Linked DNA regions of Homo sapiens: region 1 is linked to region 2. Evidence: read pairs that join two places in POLR2A ChIA-PET (ENCODE). Cell type or tissue: A673. All regions are shown on one strand. Each heading gives the region's core, and the rest is flanking DNA. Links, peaks and the distances in the headings are about the cores only.

Evidence for each region. Peaks named below come from ENCODE experiments on the same cell type or tissue, not always from the same donor. Only the 100,000 strongest peaks of a DNase experiment are listed, where the experiment ranks them.
Region 1: POLR2A ChIA-PET joins it to region 2 with 7 read pairs; 2 of 35 experiments call an interaction of 5 or more read pairs at or near these places.

What each region holds. Positions count from the first base shown.
Region 1 is chr2:183,006,462-183,011,850 of GRCh38, forward strand. All of the region lies in intron 2 of NCKAP1 (NCK associated protein 1), which reads right to left. Among named protein-coding and RNA genes, the nearest start is that of NCKAP1, 29 kb to the right of the region's middle. In A673, for the core only: no CTCF peak of the experiment used is centred there; DNase peaks (open chromatin) are centred at 3,180 and 3,910; H3K4me3 peaks cover 619 bases; H3K27ac peaks cover 3,683 bases.
Region 2 is chr2:182,764,543-182,769,931 of GRCh38, forward strand. All of the region lies in intron 22 of DNAJC10 (DnaJ heat shock protein family (Hsp40) member C10), which reads left to right. Among named protein-coding and RNA genes, the nearest start is that of DNAJC10, 51 kb to the left of the region's middle. In A673, for the core only: CTCF peaks have their summits at 464, 3,221 and 3,421; no DNase peak of the experiment used is centred there.

The DNA.
Region 1 (5,389 bases), core at 156-5,155, 240 kb after region 2:
AGCATACATTATGTGTCAGGCATCGATTGTTCCAAACATTTTACAGGTCTCTCACACAATCCTCTCAATATCTCTATGCAATCACGTTCCCCATTTTAGTGAAAATAAATTCCATAAAGCCTGGGTGAAAGAGGTCAACTACAACAATGAAGAACAAAAGTGTCTACAACTCTCTTGCTTCAACTACAAAAAATGCTACATTTTAGTTCCTAAAGTGAGGGAGAGTAGATACTACCAAAAATTATTAATATCTAGAACCAAGTTTTCTTAATTCAATCACATTGTTTTATAGGAAATAAAAAGCAGAAAATGGCCTAAGAACATAGGTAACACATTGTTTGATGTTATACAACAGAACATTAGAAAAGTACTACTGTGAGAAAAAATTGATTCTATTCACTACACTAATATTTTATTTATTTATTTTTGGGATGGAGTCTTGTTCTATTGCCCAGGCTGGAGTGTAGTGGTGTGATGTCGGCTCACTGCAATCTCTGCCTTCCGAGTTCAAGCAATTCTTCTGCCTCACCCTCCCAAGTAGCTGGGACTACAGGCAGGCACCATACATCCAGCTAATTTCTTTGTATTTTTAGTAGAGGCGGGGTTTCACCGTGTCGGTCAGGCTGGTCTCAAATTCCTAATCTTAGGTGATCCTCCCGCCTCGGCCTCCCAAAGTGCTGGGATTATAAGCATGAGCCACTGTACCCGGCCTCAATACGCTAATACTTATAAAAGCATATTCATGTGATACATGCAAATATTTTAGCAAAGAATTTGTATAATGCTTTCCTTAAACTTTCTAGCTATGGGTCATTATTCTAAATATTCAAGTAAAATATGTAAAAACTGGAAATAAACAGGATAAATATCAGGCATGCTTATGGCAAAGAACCTATCTTCATACTGAAAAATCCTGGTAATTAATCTTTGTTCAATTAAGAAGCATTTTCCACACAAATATAAGTATCGAGAAAATTGAAATTTATTATGTATTCTAAATCCTAAAGTATTTCATTCTTCCAAAGAAAAAGCAATGGCAAATTACCATAAGGAATCAGTGCCTACGAGCTAAACCACTGAATACAAAGGAACGTGGGTAGTTTTTATTCACTCATTTCAATTATTACCTTCTATTGTTATTGAAACTGCTTATTCATAAATTATTTTTCTTAATCTAAGTTTTGCTAGCATTTGTTCCTCTTAAAAAAAAACCAAATTCAGAAGTTTGGTTTCAAGGAATGCTTTGTTCAAATTCTTAGTATGATATTCTAGGCCAGGCTGCTCAAAGTAAGAGTGCACTGAGATGCTATTTGGGTAAATCTCTGCCTAAACTGTCCCAGCTACCACCCTAGTCATCAACTCTCATGTGGACTCCTACGGTAGCACCCTAACTGGTCTCTGTATTTCTCCTCTTGCCTCTTCAATCTTCTCCACATAGCAGCAGCACAGTGAATGTTTTTTGTTTTTGTTTTCTTTTTTTTTGAGACGGAGTTTGGCTCTTGTTGCCCAGGCTGGAGTGCAATGGCACAATCTCGGCTCACTGCAACCTCCTGTTACCAGGTTCAAGCAATTCTCCTGCCTCAGCCTCCCGAGTAGCTGGGATTATACGCATGCGCCAGCACACCCAGTTAATTTTATATTTTTAGTAGAGATGGGGTTTCTCCATGTTGGTCAGGCTGGCCTCGAACTCCCAACCTCTCAGGTGATCCGCCCGCCTCGGCCTCCCAAAGTGCTGGGATAACAGGCATGAGCCACCACGCCCAGCCACAGTGAACATTTTAAAGCAACACACTACCCTAAAAAAACTGATTCCACTGATGTTATGCAAGATGTTTAACAGCACGTGAAGAATACAGGTGAATTCTCTATACTATTTTTGCAAAGTTTTTATAACTCTAACATTATTTCAATACAAAAATCATTTTTTAATTCCAACAGTTTCACCTCACAATTAGAATAAAAAAATAATTACCAGTGCCTCAGAATAAAGTCTAAATCAAAGCCCTTGTCTATCTCTAAGACCTCATCTTCTTTCATGCTCCTCCACCCTCACTCAGTATAGTTATCATATTGGTCTTCCTGCTGTGTTTGCATTCACCAAGTATGTTCCCATCGCAGAGCCTTTGCATTTGTTCTTTCTCATGTCTGGGGTGCTCTTCAACATTTCTGAGCACAGCTTACTCCCTCACCTCACTTCTCTTCAGTGAGGGAGAGTAGATACTACCAATTTTAAAATTTCATTGCTAGCCATAAATGAATTTGACAGTAGGTATAAATTCATGTCTCAAATGAGTTTCTAAATTGATTTAATCCCTTGAATAAAATCCCCAAAGTTGGGTAAAATACTTCACATTATGTCCTTCCAGCAAAGGAAAGCATAAAAGAAATGAGTGGCAACCATAGAGACTGACATATGCATATCAAATATAAGCAAATCTCTTAAGATTACCTAAAAATTCTAATTAACACAAAGAATAGTCATGTTTTAAAAGAACCTTAGACTCCTACTTAAAATCTTTTGTAGTGTATTTCTTTTTTCATATACAAAGTGATTATACTGGCAGTAAATATTTCAAAAATGCATTTTTCTGAGGAAACTGTAGTAAATATATTTTAGGAAAATGTATCCAGGCCAGGTGCGGAGGATCACGCCTGCAATCCCAGCACTTTGGGAGGCCGAGGTGGGCGGATCACCTGAGGTCAGGAGTTCAAGACCAGCCTGGACAACATGGTGAAACTCCATCTCTACTAAAAATACAAAAATTAGCCGGCATGGCAGGTTAGCCACCTGTGGTCCCAGCTACTCTGGAGGCTGAGGTAAGAGAATCACTTGAACCTGGGAGGTGGAGGCTGCAGTGAGCCAAGATTGTGCCATTGTACTCCAGCCTGGGCAACAAGGGGAGGGGAAGGGAGGGGAGGAGGAAAGAGGGAGGGGGAGGGGGAGACAGGAAAGAGGGAAGGGAAGGAAGGAAGGAAGGAAGGAAGGAAGGAAGGAAGGAAGGAAGGAAGGAAGGAAGCAAGCAAGCAAGCAGGCAAGCAAGCAAGGTTGGTTATCCTAACACTAGCCTAGTAAAATATGCATTACTGAATTACTGAGTGTTTAAGATGTATACTAAATTGAATCCTCTTAATACTTTTTCAAGGTACATTACTTTTTTTATTGTGGTAAAATACGCATAAAATTTGCCATGTTAACCTTTTCAAAGTGTGCCGTTCAGTGACTTTAAGCACATTTGCACTGCTGTGCAACCATCAGCACCATCCATCTCCAGATGGTTTTCATCTTCTCAATCAAAATACATTTTAGTCCTCATTTTCCAGATACAGAAACAGACCAGAAAAGGGTAAGATGCCAATCCGGGTCTATGAGATTCCAAAACTTGAAACACTTCTTCAATACACTTCAACATTCAAGTTGCTATACAATGACATAAAAGTAGCGTAGGGACAAGCTAAAGAAAACATTTGTATTTAATTATATTATAATCAATTACACAGACTTAAACTTCTAAAAAATCTAATTCAACTGTTTCACTTTATAATTAAGGTTATGTTTCTCTAAGTTCACACTGCTAGTCTTCTGTTTAAATTAATTCTGGAATGCACAAAGAGTTTTCTATTAAAGAACTGAAAGGCAAAGAAAAAAACTTAAAATTTGTGTCCATGCCTCCTTGCAATAGAACTCTACTGCCTCCATTAAGCACTGTTGTCTATTTTCCCCACCCTTCCCATCTTGGCTGGCCTTGTGACTTGCTTTGACCAACAGAAAGCAGCAGAAACAACGAGTCACTTCTAAGTCCAGGGCAAGGTCTTGTAACTTCTGATTTTGCTCTTTTGGAACACTGCCCTGACGTGCTGTATGTGAGGAAGCCTGAGATATCGTATCACATAGAGAAAGGGCACTTCAGCATCCCTGCTGTTCCAGCTGGGCCCATCCCCCAGAATGCACCAGTGGAATGCACTGCGGTAACCTAAAACCAGTGAGACCAGCAGAGAAACTACCCAGTCAACCCACAGAATCATAAGAAACAAGCTGCTGTCGTTTTAAGCCATGAAATTTAGAGGTGACCTGTTATGCAGCAATAGGTAACTGACACAATTAATATCAAGTTCAGCAATATAGATTAAAATAATTTCTATTTCACCACCTGAGCACATTAATGTGCCTCAGCTAAAACTTTTGGAAATTTAAGATTCTGGCTATAGATGGTCAAATTAAAGCAAACTTTGAAATTAATTTTATCATCAGTACTACAAAAATCACTAATTATATACCGTGGTATAGTGGGGTTGGTCAAGTGTAACATTTTTGTATAAAGGGTATCACATTGCATTAATGATAACACAATTTACCTCACTTAATGGCACTATTTTCCATTACAAATAGAAATATAAATAGGTTAGTTCCTTTACATTCAATTTTAATAATTTTTTAAAACCTTTCTAATATGTGATTAACTTACTTTCAAAACCAGTAGACCAGGCATAAATCAAGCTTTTCTTACTGATTAGATGTCATCATTGTAATTGATAATTATACAGATTTATTTATGTCAAGATGGCCTCAGATGCTACTGACTTGTACAAGATAATCTGACATTAAATGGTCCTTGCCTGCTATACTTAAGAGTTTTTATTTCTCTATCAATTATCATTTGCTCCTGATGAGAGTTCCTTTTAACGTACAGTGTGTTAGAAAATATACTTGTTACAATTTTGCCTAACCGGACTCAACAAGTTTGGTCATAGGAGAACCAAAATGCTTTTCTCTGAATAAACTTCATTTATTCTAGAATACATTTCTAGTTGTTCAAAATCATTTGGTTTTTTACAGCTTTATTAAGGTACAGTTTACTTACCATGAAATTTACCCATAAGTGAAAAATAATTTTAGTAAATTAGAGTTGTGAAACTATTCACTCTATCCAGCTTTAGAACATTTCCATCACCCCAAACCCTTGTGCCCATTTACAGTTAATCCTGCTGTTACTCCCAAGCCCTAGGCAACTACTGATTTGCTCTCTTTATCAATAAGCTTGCCTTTTCTAGACATTTCCTATAAAAGAGAATCAGACAATATGCAGCTTTTTACATCTAGCTTCACTTATTCATGTTATAGCGTTTATCGTAGTTTGTTCCTTTTAATTGGTGAGTAGTATTCTGTTAAATGTACACACTACATTTTGTTTATTCATTCGTCAGTTAATAGGCATTTGAATTGTTTCCAATTCGGGGCTATCATGAATAACAAATTCTGCTATGAACATGTCTTTGGGTAGACATATTTTCATTTCTCTTCGGATAAGTCCCAGAAGTGGAATTGCTTTCTTCCTAACTCTGAGATATGATTCAAAGAGGCAAGTGACATGAAAAGTACAGATAAGTGAAG
Region 2 (5,389 bases), core at 309-5,308:
TTATATTTAATTATGTAACGTTTTGATGAGAGAAGCATGTAGCATACCAACTACTGGAAGAGACTTTAATACTATAAAAGGATTGATTCTGCTCTATGTTAGGAACACCTTGCCGAAACAAAAGTATATAAGGGTGCATAGTACAAATCAAGACTATGTCGGTAACATTATTATGCAGAGAGAGGGTATAGTTGCCACCGCTAGTAATATACTCACCATGGGAAAGAACCCATTCAAAAAAAGGAAGTCCTAATCTCCAAATCTGGGTATGAGCATGGCTTAAAGCTTGTTTCCCTTTTACTTGTAATATTGGTCCTAAAAGCCCATACTCTGACCAGATGATAGAACTATTGGAGGGACTCCTAAATCCAATAGTCTGATCTGCAGACATAAGATTACCATGGGGACCCTAATCAAGTAAGGTGTCATTATCAAACAGAGGCTCTTGATGCAGCGCAGGCTGTTTGCATGGCGACCACTGGATGGCCTCACACTTATATCGCCAGTCCGTACTCAGACAGCATATAGGAAGATCAGGCACTTGTGTAGCTTCATTAGAGACCTCAGTAAGATTAGTGCTAACAGCAGACATAAAGGTCAAGTTTGCAAACTTAGTATCCCTTTGGGGCTGGTAATAAAGATACTCCTGAAGAATGAGAGTAACACACTTATCATGTGCTATTATGGGGAAAAAAAGGGGGATTACTAGACAATAAAATCAAGTAGTAATTAAGTTTAATCCATCCCAAATTTTCAGTTAAGGGGTAAGACAGGGGCATCTATCAACCTCCTGTCCCAAAAGTATCATTGGATGACAAAGGCAGGTCAGCATCCCACCATGTAATAACATTAAAAACGGGGATTTAAAACATGACTCCAATAAACATGTTCTTGAGCTGATCCCACTTGGCAAAGGACAAGAATTGCCAGCCACCCCAACATCCATGTTTGTCTTACTTTCTCAGAAGTTTCCCCAGTTACCACCAGATACTTAAGAAACCGATTCCATGCGGTTGCGAGGGCTTCCACAGCTGCAAGCCAAATAGATGCCTGTTGATTCAATTTCTTTAGCTGTCCCCAGGTAGTGTTAGGTGCCTTCCAAGTCATCACCTTCATTGTTGTGGTCGATTCTCTAACAACAGGTCCTGTTCTCGAAAAGAGAGCCCCATATTCCCCGTTTTTTGTTTAAGATATATATTAAGAGTTTGATAAGCTTGTTTAACAATGGCTTGACTAGTTGAGGTATAAGGAATACTAGTTTTGTGTTGTATGTGCTAAAGTTGCAATGCATATGCAAATCGAGCACTAAGCTAGCAAGGTCTATTATCAGGTTTTATAGTTTGTGGAAGGTTTAAAGTTATAATGGATTCAAATAAATGACCAATTGCATCTTTAGTTTTTTTTCTGGTCTGGGGGTAGCATGTATTAGGCCTGTGTAAGTGTACACGGTAACGTGGAGAAATTTAAAACGTTTAAAGGGTGGATACTGAGTAACATCAGTTTGCCAAATAGCATTAGGCACCAGACCTTGTAGGTTGGCACCAAGCCTTAAGGAAAAAGGGGAAAGAGAATGCTGTTGGCAATCAGGACAAGTTTTAATAATCATGCGAGCTTGAGCAAGTGTCAAATGAAACTGTTGTTTAAGAATCCAGGCGTTCTGATGAAAAAAATCATGATCAGCTGGACTCGCAAAAAAGCAGGAGAATCTGCAGACCACATCTATGGTCATACTAGAGCATCACCTTGAGCATTCTTTTCTGATAAGGGACCAGGTAGCTTAGAATGAGAGCGAATATGTATGATGTAAAGAGGGTGATGATGGGACCGAGGAGCTCTTGTGCTGGAAGAAACAAAGCTAGTAGGGGTTCATTAGTAATGCCCTTCACATGTGCAAGATTTAAATGAGTAATACTATACACCATGTAAGCAGAATCACTAACTATATTTATGTCTTGGTGAGGAAAAGTTGGTTGCATGCTGCCTTCTAGGTTTTATCTCAGATAGCTCTGGCTTTCTTGCTACCCACAGAGGCCTGGGGCAGGAGAGTTGCTAAGATGCAACTAACTTTTCCTTATACTCCAGGGAAGCAGAAAAAAGACACGGCCAGAAAGGCTGATGCTGGAAATAGGAAATGAGAACTTGCATATTAGGAAGACTGTCATAATCAGCCACTTTCCTTCCCTCCTGTAGGCACCCCTCCAGCAGGGAAGTTTGTTGAGGAGACGCAGCCACCTAATCATACAAATGTTCGCTGACCGGGGGTATAATCTAAGAACTGTCACTTGGGCGGCCTCTAATCTACTTAAGGGGGATGGGAGGTGCTGTTGCCTGAACGGGGCCAACAGATGCAGGTCCCTTTAAGGTTGGAGGAAAGAAAGGCAATGGCTTTTCTGTAGGGGGAGGAAAAGGCTCCAGTCTGTCCTTATCCTCACTAGAAAAAATATACTCCTTATGCCCTACAGAAGGGAATCAAGTAGAGAGAGGAGCACCCCCGTGCTGTTCTGGTTCCTGTTTTTCCTCACTAGAAAAAATCTCTTCCTTATTCCCCATAGAAGGGAATGAAGCGTAGAGTGGAATCTCTCCCTTTAAATCTTCCAAATTCCTTTCAGGTGGAGATAATGGGCGATCTGGTGGGTAAAGAGGATACCACGCAGAGCGTACCGGTGCCCAGGTGGCCAAAATAGTAGCGTTAATAAAATGACCTTGCTCATTTCCTCTTTTCAGGCAGTGACCTACCTGCTTCCATAACCCTAAATCTAAGGTTCCGTGATCAGGAAACCAAGGGCATTTCTGCCAAATTAAAAGCATAAGCTTGTGTAGAGCTCCAGGATCTACAGTGCACTGGATAGCCTTAAGTAGCTGTTGCACTGTTTTAAAAAATACTTTCTGTTCTTTGGTCATTTCCTGACCCATGATAACCCAACCCCTGGTATTTTATGCATGGGTCCCATCCTCCTGATGGGAGTCAGGACTGTCCCTTACTGGGATTCCTCGAAAATTGATGAGCTCTCCTCCTTCACACATAACTTCAAGGTGATCACGTCGAGGGCACCACTTGCAGAGCTTATAGCTTGCAGTGAATGCCAAGAATGAGTTCTCAGACAATTACAGCTGAGCAGGGCCGGTGAGGGGGTGGGGGGCAGCTCTTCTAAGAGAGTCCACCCCAGCATCATCCGTCCACCAAGTATTTATTGAAAGAGCTTGTTAAACCACAGATATCCACTAGATGGCTTTTTTGAGGTCTGGTCATGAGACACCTGTGGCCTTGTAAAAATGCTCAAACTGCGTTTCAGGAGGCTGTTTTCAGCATTCCTTATCATACTACACACTACACTCCGTATCCTGTTTTTAGGGTCAAGGAGTTACATTCTCATGCACAAATAACATACACACAGTGCCTCGGTATTTTTCCATGCCCCAACCTCAAATGCCATGTACATACGTATGAATATGTTGCCGTGTGCCCCCCACATTTTGAAGGAGAATTAGGTTAAGATCTGATGTTATTTATTGGTGGTTACATTTTGTGATGAATAGGGCTAAATTAAGAAATTGGATGATGAATTTCAGAAATCTAGAATTGCCACACATCTAGATTTTTCAGTGAAGGTTTTTGATTTGTCAAGAATCTGTCTTAAGAACAATCTAGAGCAAGCAGAACTTGATGGAGGTGAGAGGCAGCTTATATCAGAGCCTGAGTCTTCATTTCTTTGAATCAACAGCTCTATTTCTCAGTTTTCAGAATAGCTGAGAGATGGGTGACATAAATAGGGATCTTCTTCAGATAATATCAGAGAAGTATCAATTTAATGAGCAGTTACAAGAGTTAACCATACCATAGACAGAGCTGTTTGAAAAGATGTTGCCATGTGTCCAGAGGAGTCCAGGGGACAAAGTTAGGAACCAAACATCCCTGTCCAAATTGAAAGACAAGGGTAGCATTCAGCCATTGAGGCCAGACAGGAAGGCCAAAGCAGAATAATGGTTGGAGTAAGGAGAAACACAAACCAGGTGGGCAGTTACACACAAAACAAAATTCTAGCACATAGTTGGGGATTAGAGTTCACACCAAGATTAAGACAACAGGTGGCCCCAGATCCAAATAAGCAGGTCAGGATATGCTGACCTGTTCCTTCCCCTGCTTTTCAGCCACCTTCCTGCTGTGCGCAGATGAAAACTAGGAGATACATGTTGCTTTCCATTACTGTTGTTGGTCATGGTTGGGCAGTGCTAATGATTGTATTAGAGTGGAATGAGTTCGGTCCTCTGGGAACATCTTTTTGTTTGTTTGTTTTAATTATACTCTAAGTTCTAGTGTACATGCGCACAATGTGCAGGTTTGATACATAGGTATACATGTGTCGTGTTGGTTTGCTGCACCCATCAACTCATCATTTACATTAGGTATTTCTCCTAATGCTATCCCTCCCCCAGCCCTGAACTCCCCAACAGGCCCCAGTATGTGATGTTCCCCCCACTGTGTCCAAGTGATCTCATTGTTCAATTCCCACCTGTGAGTGAGAACATGAGATGTTTGGTTTTCTGTCCTTGTGATAGTTTGCTGAGAATGATGGTTTCCAGCTACATTCATGTCCCTGCAAAGGACATGAACGCATCCTTTTTTATGGCTGCATAGTATTCCATGGTGTATATGTGCCACATTTTCTTAATCCAGTCTATCATTGATGTACTTTTGCGGTGGTTCCAGGTCTTTGCTATTGTGAATAGTGCTGCAGTAAACATATGTGTGCATGTGTCTTTATAGTAGCATGATTTATAATCCTCTGGGTCTATACCCAGTAGTGGGATTGCTGGGTAAAATGGTAATTCTAATTCTAGATCCTTGAGGAATCGCCACACTGTCTTACACAATGGTTGAACTAATTAACACTCCCACCAACAGTGTAAAAGTGTTCCTGTTTCTCCACATCCTCTCCAGCATCTGTTGTTTCCTGACTTTTTAATGATCGCCATTCTAACTGGTGTGAGATGGTATCTCATTGTGGTTTTGATTTGCATTTCTTTGATGACCAGTGATGATGAGCATTTTTTCATGCATCTGTTGGCTGCATAGATGTCTTCTTTTGAGAAGTGTCTGTTCATATCCTTTGCCCACTTTTTGATGGGTTTTTTTTTATTGTAAATTTGTTTGAGTTCTTTGTAGATTCTGGATATTAGCCCTTTGTCAGATGGGTAGATTGCCAACATTTTCTCCCATTCTGTAGGTTGCCTTTCACTCTGATGATAGTTTCTTTTGCTGTGCAGAAGCTCTTTAGTTTAATTAGATCCCATTTGTCTATTTTGGCTTTTGTTGCCATTGCTTTTGGTGTTTTCGTCATGAAGTCCTTGCCCATGCCTATGTCCTGAATGGTATTGCCTAGGTTTTCTT